2 separate regions of the Homo sapiens genome follow, and region 2 is linked to region 1. The links are chromatin contacts, found by Hi-C or POLR2A ChIA-PET in ENCODE. All regions are on one chromosome and are shown on one strand. Each heading gives the region's core, a stretch centred on a gene start or an enhancer-like site at or near the end of the contact. The rest is flanking DNA. Distances are from core to core; before and after follow the strand shown. Region 1 overlaps CCDC88C (coiled-coil domain containing 88C). Region 2 overlaps FBLN5 (fibulin 5).

Region 1 (4,726 bases), core at 1,429-3,928:
AGGACAAACCACTGCTTGGGTTTTCCTCTCAGTGGCTATGTTAGAAAATGTGCTATGTTCCAGAGGTAAAAAAAAGAAAAATAATAATGAATAAAAAATAAGAAAATTGGCCGGGCATGGTGGGTCACACCTGTGATCCCAGCACTTTGGGAGGCCGAGGTGGGTGGATCACCTGAGGTCAGGAGTTCAAGACCAGCCTGGCCAACATGATGAAACCCCATCTTTACAAAAATACGAAAATTAGCCGGACATGACGGCAGGCGCCTGTAATCCCAGCTACTTCGGAAGCTGAGGCGGGAGAATTGCTTGAACCCAGGATGTGGAGGTTGCAGTGAGCCGAGATCACGCCATTGCACTCCAGCCTGGCGGGTGTGATTGGCTGGGGTTGGGCCACAGGCTGTGTCGTGAGTCGTTATTGAAGGTTTGGGGCGGGCCTGTGCTGTAGAAAGTGCTCTGGCTTTGGGCATGAGGTGATGAAGATGGTGTCTATGAGGGAAGCTCTCCAGGCCTGAGGTTCCAACCCCGGTCTTGCTCCAGGCCCTGCTGGCAAACGATCAGCGACATTGTGCTGCGGCTGTTCCCTCCCACTGGAAATGCTCATAATTCTTGTCCTGGCCACCTCGCATGAATGTCAGGGAGGAAGGAGGAGAAAGGAGATGGAACCTCTTCACTGTCTGGTGTTTCTGGTAACGGGGCCTGAGGTTGGCTGGTTGCCAGTGCCAGGTCGTCAGGTGGTTTTTGTTTTGGCCATCAAGTTGTTGAGGTGCATTCAGGGGCTGCTTCTGGCCAAATCCAGGAAGAGGTTGTGAGATGTGTCCTGTGGAGAGTTAATCAGTGGCATGAGCGTAGACGTTCCAACACCTGCAAAGGAGATCTGTGGAATATCCCTCCTGACTACAGGGTTCTCTTGGGGGCCCTCAAAAAGCATCCCACCTGCCTGAAGCACAGCCAGCACCGTGCCGTTTCTGGAAGTGTTAAATCGATGCAGGGTTTCGACACCCCTCCTAGAGCACTGGACTAGACATTGGGAACACTGGAATACGTGTGGGGCCTTTCCTGTCTGAAGTCACTTCTGTAGTTTAGGAATTTAAAATTAATTTACTTTTGCTTAGTTTGCTCATAAAACTATTGCATTTGGGATTTTACAGTTGGAAAGCATGGTATATTCAAGCCAGCATTACCAGTTCACTTTGGAATGTTTTTAAAAATCTATATTCAATCTTCTACTTACACAAGTTCTAATGGAAAATTCTAAAACAAATTCGAAGCTTTTTTTCCCTCTGAAATGTTTTTAACTTTTGTTAACAGCTACAGGCTGTGAATCTTAAGGAATATGGTGTCAGATTTTCCAGGTTTCAAGGCACAGGAATTAGCAGAGAAACCACCCTCATTGCAGTGATAGAGCAGAACAGTAGGTTTTCAGATCTTGGTTCCCTTGTCAACATGGAAGAGACAGAGAAGACACCTCCTCCACAAAAGAGGTTTTTAAAAACTGTGTACTCAATATATATTTTGAGGAATATTTTCTGATTTAATTTTCCCAACTGTCACTATTAGCAGCTTTTTGCCACTTCGGAGTGGGGAGTTGATTGACATGGCACAGTGTAGAAAGTGCCGCAGAAGGGGGCTGAGGAAGCATTAGGAGTTCAGGGGAGAAAAAAATCATCCGGCATCAGGTGGCTGCCTAGAGGAGGGGGCGTTTTAGCTGAGCTTTGGAGGGCGAGTAGGGTCTGGCAGGTGGTAATCTGGTGGTAATGGGGCTGTGGGAGGAAGGGCACCCTCGTGGGAAGCGCAGAGAGTGTTGGTAGTTCAGTTTGATGCTCAGGGTAACCGAAGGGTTGACTTGCTGCCCACACTTAGCAGTTAATACATTTCCTGGCTCTGTCCCTCACGTGTCAGACTCCTAAGCATTCTCTACAGCCCAGCTCAGAAGCTGTCTCCTCTGGGAAGCCTTCCCAGACTTGTCTGGGCAGTTTGGCAGTACTCCCTGTGCTGTGCTGCCACTGTCTACCTCCCTCCCAGACAGGCCGAGAGTTCTCTGCTCGCTGCAAGGTGTACACAGTACGTGTCTTCTGAATATCTGAACCCCAGAGCAGACCTAAAGGTGTAGAAAATGCCCCGGCTTTGGGCACCAGGGAAGACGGTGTCTAGAGGTGTGCTGGGTGCACCTGCGAAGCCGACGTCACTCATGCTTCTGCTATTTCAGTCTTGACTGTTAGCGTGTGTGGGTCAACAGCGGCATTCTTTGTGGTTTTGCTTTGGCTGTGTGGAAGGCTCTCTTTGCTGTTTGGACCATCTTGGTCTCCTTGGCAACCGTGAGCGTCACCTTCATCCTGAATGCCTGTGCTGGGCGTTCATCTTAACTTTTCTGGGATTTCCCTCTCATTTATTCTGCATTAGCAGCTCCCATTCATAGCCACATGAGGGGCATCCTGTGGGCCTAAACGCTTGGCTTTCGGCAGCGTTTATTCTTCCTTCCTGGTAAAATATCAAGCTGCGAGATTCAGTTTCACTTAGAAGGAGAAAAATAATTCTTCCCATTTCTTCGTGAAATCATTGTTCTTGGTCCAACTGTCCTAGTGTTTTCAGTGGATACTGAAGCTAACCTCTGCCACATGCACAGAACGGTGTTTCCACCTGCATCTTTCCCAGGACTGTAATGTTTCTCCCACCTGCGGAGAAAATGACCTTTTTGTTGGAGCAGGCACAGTGGTTGAGATGGCCCTGGCAGGTTGTTAAGTCTTTTCAGGAGGCCCTTACTTTGCCTCAGGTGTTGAGTGGGCCTTTTCTGGGACCTCTGAGGCTCTGTCTTCACAGGGCTTATACCCTGAGAGTCAGCCTTTCGCCCAGGACCCCGTCCCCCTTCACTGGTTACAGACCCCTTGGGTGCTCCTGGCTCCCATCTGTTCTTCCCAATCAAGAGGCTTGGCTTCTCCTGATGAGAAGATGCTTGAAGGTGCAGCTTGCTTTTTGTGGCTATTATTTAAAATGGCAATCTACTTCATTCCTCATCTTGGATAGTTGGTGAATTGTCTCAGAGGAAAGAGTGGCTATAGATATATGGATATAGATACAGATACATGGTTTTTTGTTTGTTTGTTTCTTGTTTTTTTTTATTTTTATATTTTTTTAGACCGTCTTGCTCTGTTGCCGAGGCTGGAGGGCAGTGGCGCAATCTCGGCTCACTGCAATCTCTGCGTCCCGGGTTCAAGCAATTCTCCTGCCTCAGCCTCCCAAGTAGCTGGGATTACAGGCACATGCCACTGTGCCTGGCTAGTTTTTGTATTTTTAGTAGAGATGGGGCTTTGCCATGTTGGCCAGGCTGGTCTTGAACTCCTGACCTCAGGTGACCCGCTCGCCTTGGCCTCCCAAAGTGCTGGGATTACAGGCGTGAACCACCATGCCCAGCCCTGTGTGTGTGTGTGTGTGTGTGTGTGTGTGTGTGTGTGTGTGTGTGTGTATTTTTTAAGTAGGTCTGTCATGTTCACAGCTGAAATACCTAGTTAAATAGATGCCTCTGACTATATGGTCTCTGTGAGAACCTTTACAGAATATTTAGAAAATGCTGGGGAAACTTGCTCTTGCCCTAATCACTCTAATAAAGAAAATTCTGTCATTTTAGTGTAATATATTTCCTTTGAGGTTTTGTTTTCTTTTTTCAACATCCATTTCCTACTGTACATACAATTATGTATCTTTTTACACCTTTGAGCACTCTTTGCTGCCTTCCTAAATGGGATGAGTGGCCATAGCGTCCTGAACCGTTCCCCAGCGTTAATTTGCAGCAAGACTGTTAGAGTGCTGTTCTCTAATCTCACACCTCTTTCATGCTTCCTTTTGTAGTTTTGGGGAGGATTTGGGCCTTTAATAGTCTGTGGTTGACAGATTGCATAGTAGATGGTTGACTCAGAGTTGGGGTCTACATACTTGTTCTCAGAGCGGGGCTAAGGATGTCATTTAAGGTACTTGAGCTGAGTACCTTGTTGCCAAACCAAGGGTGGAGGTCCCAAAAGAAAGCACAGGCTCAGTTCAGGGTCTCCAAGACATTGAGCCCGTGGCGAACGTGGTTGAGTGGATGCACCATTTCTAAGTCCCAGATAGAGACTGGCTGAAAAGGAATGAGGCGGCCTGTCCCCCTAACAGTTTAATGGCCTCAACTGGACAAAACAGAAAATGAGCTTCATCTACAAGCCCCAGGAGCCATACAGGGTCATGTGGGGCGTGAGGGGCCACCGTAGGTGGAGAAGGGAGGCGCTCAGACCCCTTTCCTTGGGTCCTTCCCAGCCTAGTCCCTTCCCGTCCTGGTCCCTACCTGCTTCATGGGCTCCAGACACCTGCCTGCCACTCATTCTGTCCTGCCTCTCATTCTGTCCTGCCTCTCAGGAGGGCAGAAGCCCCAGCAAGGTGAAACCTGCCTGGGAGGGGTGAGGGGTGAGGGGTGAGGGAGTTGGAGGAGAGGAGGAGAGCACTTAGGCTGGAGGGGACCGTAGGGTGCCTGTGGCCTCCTGGAGCCAGCAGTGACAAGTGCTTAGCGTCACAGCATTGGCCTGGACGCTGGTCTTGTTTGCAGTGGCCCCACCACCCAGCATGGGCGTCACTCCCTAACCAGGCGCCGCTACGATCTGATGTCGTCCTCCCCTGTCAGAGCTTCATTGCCTATGAAGCCTGGAGTGGGACACCTGTATCCTGTGTTTTGGGGATGGTCCCGATTTCTCAACAAGTACAT
Region 2 (4,726 bases), core at 1-2,500, 510 kb before region 1:
TTAAGAGGTGTAGGAAAGGTTGTAGCCAGATGCCTGGCATCATAACCACCACCGTCATCACTGTCGCCACCATCCTCCTCCTCCTCATCTTTTCGCACCACCAAGCCTACTAATGCCCACGGGCTCTCAGGGGTTTATTTCATTAATGCCCTGGCTCTGCCCTAAAAGCCGAATGTGGAGGTGGCTGTCCTCAGCTCTTGTGGCAGGTACTTGAGCTCTTCCAGGTGCTTGTGGGTAGGGTGGACCCAGGTGGAGGCCGGACTCACCAGCTTCTGCAGTTACTTCCAAATGGGAGAGTCTAGGATTTCAAATGGGATAGTTGAGGATTCTTTCGTACTCAGGAGACATTTACCAGGAGAGCCCAAAGGAACAACTTGGAAGTTTGCACTTGCCCCCTTCTCCCTTCCAGACCTTGGGCTCTGCAGATCTCCCTCTGGAGGGCTGTCCCTAGCTCAGGGTTCTCAACTCTTGGTCTTTGTTCACGCAGTGAAAGCTGGTGAGATATTTGTATATGTAAAGGCTGCAGGCATTTCCTTGTGTGGCTTTACCCTCTGAAGCCCTGGCCCAGGGCTCAGGTTTCGTAAGGGCTGACAAGGAAGTCCAAGAAATCTGCGTGAGGAGGTGCCAATAACGTGGATGCTGACGGGAACAGGAGGAACCAGTGCCAAGAGGAAATTGTGTGGCTGTCAGGCTGCCGATAGCCTCATGGATAGGGGAGGTCCCAGCGCCTGGCCTGCACCTGTCTGCCAGCCCCACCCTTGTCTTACTTGTGGTGGCTCTTGGGGATGTTCAGAACTTTATGGGGCGCCCTCCTTTTATGGAGACAGATAAAACATCTAGTGTAGCTTTAAACCAGCTAGGTTCCTTTATTTTGCAGAGACTGTTGCTTGCAGCTTCTGGGCACAGGGCTGGGCTCTGCAGTGTATGGGAAGTGATTGTCCAGCCCATCCCTTTTCTTCTTCACACTGTTTCCTCTAACAGTGCCAATATCTGTCCCTTGCACTGACCGCGAGCATCTCTCATTAGGTGGGTGCTAGGAAGAAGTGAAACACACATCAGCCTCTTCTGATACCTGCTGTGCAGTGAAAAAAGCCTGGGGCTTGGGGTCAGAAATACCTGAATGGAAGCCCTTGGTTCTGCCCAAGACTAGCTGGGTAACCCTAAGCAATTATTTAACCTCATGGGACCTCAGTTTGCTTACTTATAAAACGGGGAAGTAATGAGTCATACCTTTCATACAGCACTTAGACAAGGACAGCCAGGGCCCCCCCACCTGGGTCCTGTGCTTTTAGATCAATATTTCTCAATACTTAATGTGCACACAAAGCCCTGGGGATTGTGTTAAGCCACAGATTCTGGCTCAGTAGATCCTAGCCCTGAGATTCTGCATTTATAAGAAGCTCCCTGGTGATGCCCATGCTGCTGGTCCAGGGACCACACTTTGAGTGGCAAGGCCTTTCAGGGTTTTATGAGAATTTTTTTTTTTTTTTTTAGCTGGAGTCTCGCCGTTGTCCAGGGTGGAGTATAGTGGTGCGATCTCTATTCACTGCAACCTCTGCCCCCCAGGTTCAAGCAATTCTTGTGCCTCAGCCTCCCAAGTAGCTGGGATTACAGGCACCTGCCAACATGCCCTGCTAATTTTTCTAGTTTTAGTAGAGATGGGGTTTCACCATATCAGCCAGGCTGGTCTCCAACTCCTGGCCTCAAGTGATCCGCCCACCTCGGCCTCCCAAATGCTGGGATTACAGTTGTGAGCCATGGTGCCTGGCCATTTTATGAGGATTAAATAAGCAGATGTACATAAACATGGTTAGAAGAGTGCCTCACACATGATGGGTGCTCAGTTGATGTCATTCCTCTCTGCCTTCCTCCTTGAAAGTTTTAGAAAAAGACTCAGTGGAGGAGAGAGTTCACGCGAAATTATTAGGACCACAGTGATCAGGTTACAGAATGGTGAAGCTGGAGATGACTCTAGGGTGCCTAGAGGGGGGTTCTTAAATTCCACCTTTCCCAGGCATCACCTAAAAATATACTGACATAGAAAATCTTGGAATGGGCCCCTGGAATTGTTAGTTTAACAAAAAAAGTTCCAGTAGCCTTTGATGCCTTTTTTTTTTTTTTTTTAAATTACTGATCTGGTCCAAACCCTCATTTTATTTTTCCTCAAAAACGTTTTTTAAAACTTTTATTCCACTTTCAAGAGTACATGTGCATGTTGGTTGTATAGATAAATTACTGTGTCGTAGGAGTTTGGTGTATATATGATGTCATCACCCAGGTAATAAGCATAGTACCCAGTAGGTAGTTTTTCAATCCCCTCCCTCCTCCTGCCTCCCACCCTGAAGCAGGCCCTGGTGCCTGTTTTTCCCTTCTTTGTGTCCATGTGTATGTACTCAATGCCAAACCCTCATTTGAGAGATGAGCCCCAGAGGGGTGAAGTGACAGCCCTAAGCCATGCAGAAGTTTCAATCAATGATTCGTTCATCATTCAATATATGTTTTCTGAACACCTTCTGTGTTCAAGGCACCATGCTGGCTTCTAGGGGGACTCAGTGGTGAAAAGCCTGACCCCAGTACCTGTTCTTACAGAACTCATAGCCTAGTGGGAGCCTAGATATCAGACACGGATCAGGTAGACAGTATGGACAATCATACATGGTCATAAATGCTTTCCATCCTGTACAAAGTAAAGGCTGCAGCGTCAGAGGTCGCAGGGGGACCTGACTTAGATTGGGGAACCAGAGAAGGCTCCTCTTAGGAAGTGACCTTTCAGATGAGACCTGAAGGGTTTGCAGAAAAGAACCAGGTGGAGAGTGGGCAAAGCCAGGGAAAGAGCATGGCACAGTTGAGGCACCGAGGGGGTGCCAGTTTGACTGACGGAGGCAAGGGAGCGCCCAGGTGGGGCTGCAGGGCCACCATGCAGGCCTTTTCTCACTGGTGTTCCCCGGTTCTGTCCATAGCAAACGGGCCCCATCAGTGCCACCCTGGTGATGACACGCCCCATCAAAGGGCCCCGGGAAATCCAGCTGGACTTGGAAATGATCACTGTCAACACTGTCATCAACTTCAGAGGCAGCTCCGTGATCCGACTGCGGATATATGTGTCGCAGTACCCATTCTGAGCCTCGGGCTGGAGCCTCCGACGCTGCCTCTCATTGGCACCAAGGGACAGGAGAAGAGAGGAAATAACAGAGAGAATGAGAGCGACACAGACGTTAGGCATTTCCTGCTGAACGTTTCCCCGAAGAGTCAGCCCCGACTTCCTGACTCTCACCTGTACTATTGCAGACCTGTCACCCTGCAGGACTTGCCACCCCCAGTTCCTATGACACAGTTATCAAAAAGTATTATCATTGCTCCCCTGATAGAAGATTGTTGGTGAATTTTCAAGGCCTTCAGTTTATTTCCACTATTTTCAAAGAAAATAGATTAGGTTTGCGGGGGTCTGAGTCTATGTTCAAAGACTGTGAACAGCTTGCTGTCACTTCTTCACCTCTTCCACTCCTTCTCTCACTGTGTTACTGCTTTGCAAAGACCCGGGAGCTGGCGGGGAACCCTGGGAGTAGCTAGTTTGCTTTTTGCGTACACAGAGAAGGCTATGTAAACAAACCACAGCAGGATCGAAGGGTTTTTAGAGAATGTGTTTCAAAACCATGCCTGGTATTTTCAACCATAAAAGAAGTTTCAGTTGTCCTTAAATTTGTATAACGGTTTAATTCTGTCTTGTTCATTTTGAGTATTTTTAAAAAATATGTCGTAGAATTCCTTCGAAAGGCCTTCAGACACATGCTATGTTCTGTCTTCCCAAACCCAGTCTCCTCTCCATTTTAGCCCAGTGTTTTCTTTGAGGACCCCTTAATCTTGCTTTCTTTAGAATTTTTACCCAATTGGATTGGAATGCAGAGGTCTCCAAACTGATTAAATATTTGAAGAGAGCTTGTGTTTGGTTCATTTTGACATCATAGACGAGTCAGCCTTTGGGGTTCTAGTTCTGTTTAAACCTGTTTATTGTGCGCTGGCTTAGAAAGCTCTCCAGAGAGCTAGGGCATTATCTGTGACTCTGGCAAATTGATGGGAGGGGGGCGGTGGGGCAGAGAAATAGGGGTCGTGGGGAAGTTAGGGGGAGGCATCATCCCTGAGTCCTGTTTCATCTGATTAGAAAACAACCAACAATCCTTCTCTTACGTAGATTATTTCCGGTGCTCCTGCAGAACAGGAATGTATTCAAGTTACTTTAAACCAGTGGCCTTCAACCCTGGCTGCATAGACGGATAACCAGTAGAACTTTGGAGGAAAGATTGATTCCCCGGGACATGCCCCCAGACACTCTGATGTCATTGGGCTTAGGTAGGGCCCGGCCATCAGGATTTTTGAAAACTTGACTATGTAGCCAGAGTTGAGAATGTATTGTTATAAACCCTAGAAAGAGAGGTGGACAGATGGGGCTGGAGCCCTAGCTGCCTTGCCCTCAATGTCTTTTCTGCTCATTGTAGGATACATTATTCTTTTCCTGGTCAGGGCCTCTGGACATCCTTCAAGTCTTAGAACCCTGTGCAGGGGCCAAGAGAGTCAACATTGCAAGTCACAGGAGAACAGGTTGGGATGGCTGTCTTTATGTGCCATCCCAGGAATCAACCCAAGGCTTCAGGAAAAAAGTGCACTCCCTGATAGCTGAGGTGGAGTCTACAGATCCATCTGAGGGTGCTCCCATCCTACCTGTTGGTGA

What was found. Hi-C counts contacts between places; a loop is a spot of excess contacts on that map. ChIA-PET counts read pairs that join two places held with the same protein, here RNA polymerase II (POLR2A). Pooled maps may share reads with other maps.
Region 2: a pooled map shows a loop between it and region 1 (5-fold over the local background). The contact joins two enhancer-like sites. A Hi-C loop is called at or near these places in 1 of 37 single-sample maps with no recorded cell type and 8 of 50 pooled maps. POLR2A ChIA-PET finds 5 or more read pairs at or near these places in 3 of 52 experiments (CD4-positive, alpha-beta T cell, GM10248 and activated B cell).

Annotation. Positions count from the first base shown.
Region 1 is chr14:91,364,888-91,369,613 of GRCh38, reverse strand. All of the region lies in intron 3 of CCDC88C (coiled-coil domain containing 88C), which reads left to right. LOC107984673 (a long non-coding RNA gene) reads right to left here and starts at 75. Exons shown (of 2, transcript XR_001750858.2): 1 at 1-75. RefSeq lists enhancers at 2,059-2,138, 3,876-3,965, 4,325-4,574. Within about 2 kb of position 2,678, at least 5 of the 41 ENCODE cell types and tissues checked have a DNase peak (open chromatin) inside an H3K27ac peak, as active enhancers do.
Region 2 is chr14:91,868,620-91,873,345 of GRCh38, reverse strand. FBLN5 (fibulin 5) reads left to right here. Exons shown (of 11, transcript NM_006329.4): 11 at 2,961-3,935. The coding sequence ends at 3,122. Among named protein-coding and RNA genes, the nearest start is that of TC2N, 3.4 kb to the right of the region's middle. Within about 2 kb of position 1,250, at least 27 of the 41 ENCODE cell types and tissues checked have a DNase peak (open chromatin) inside an H3K27ac peak, as active enhancers do.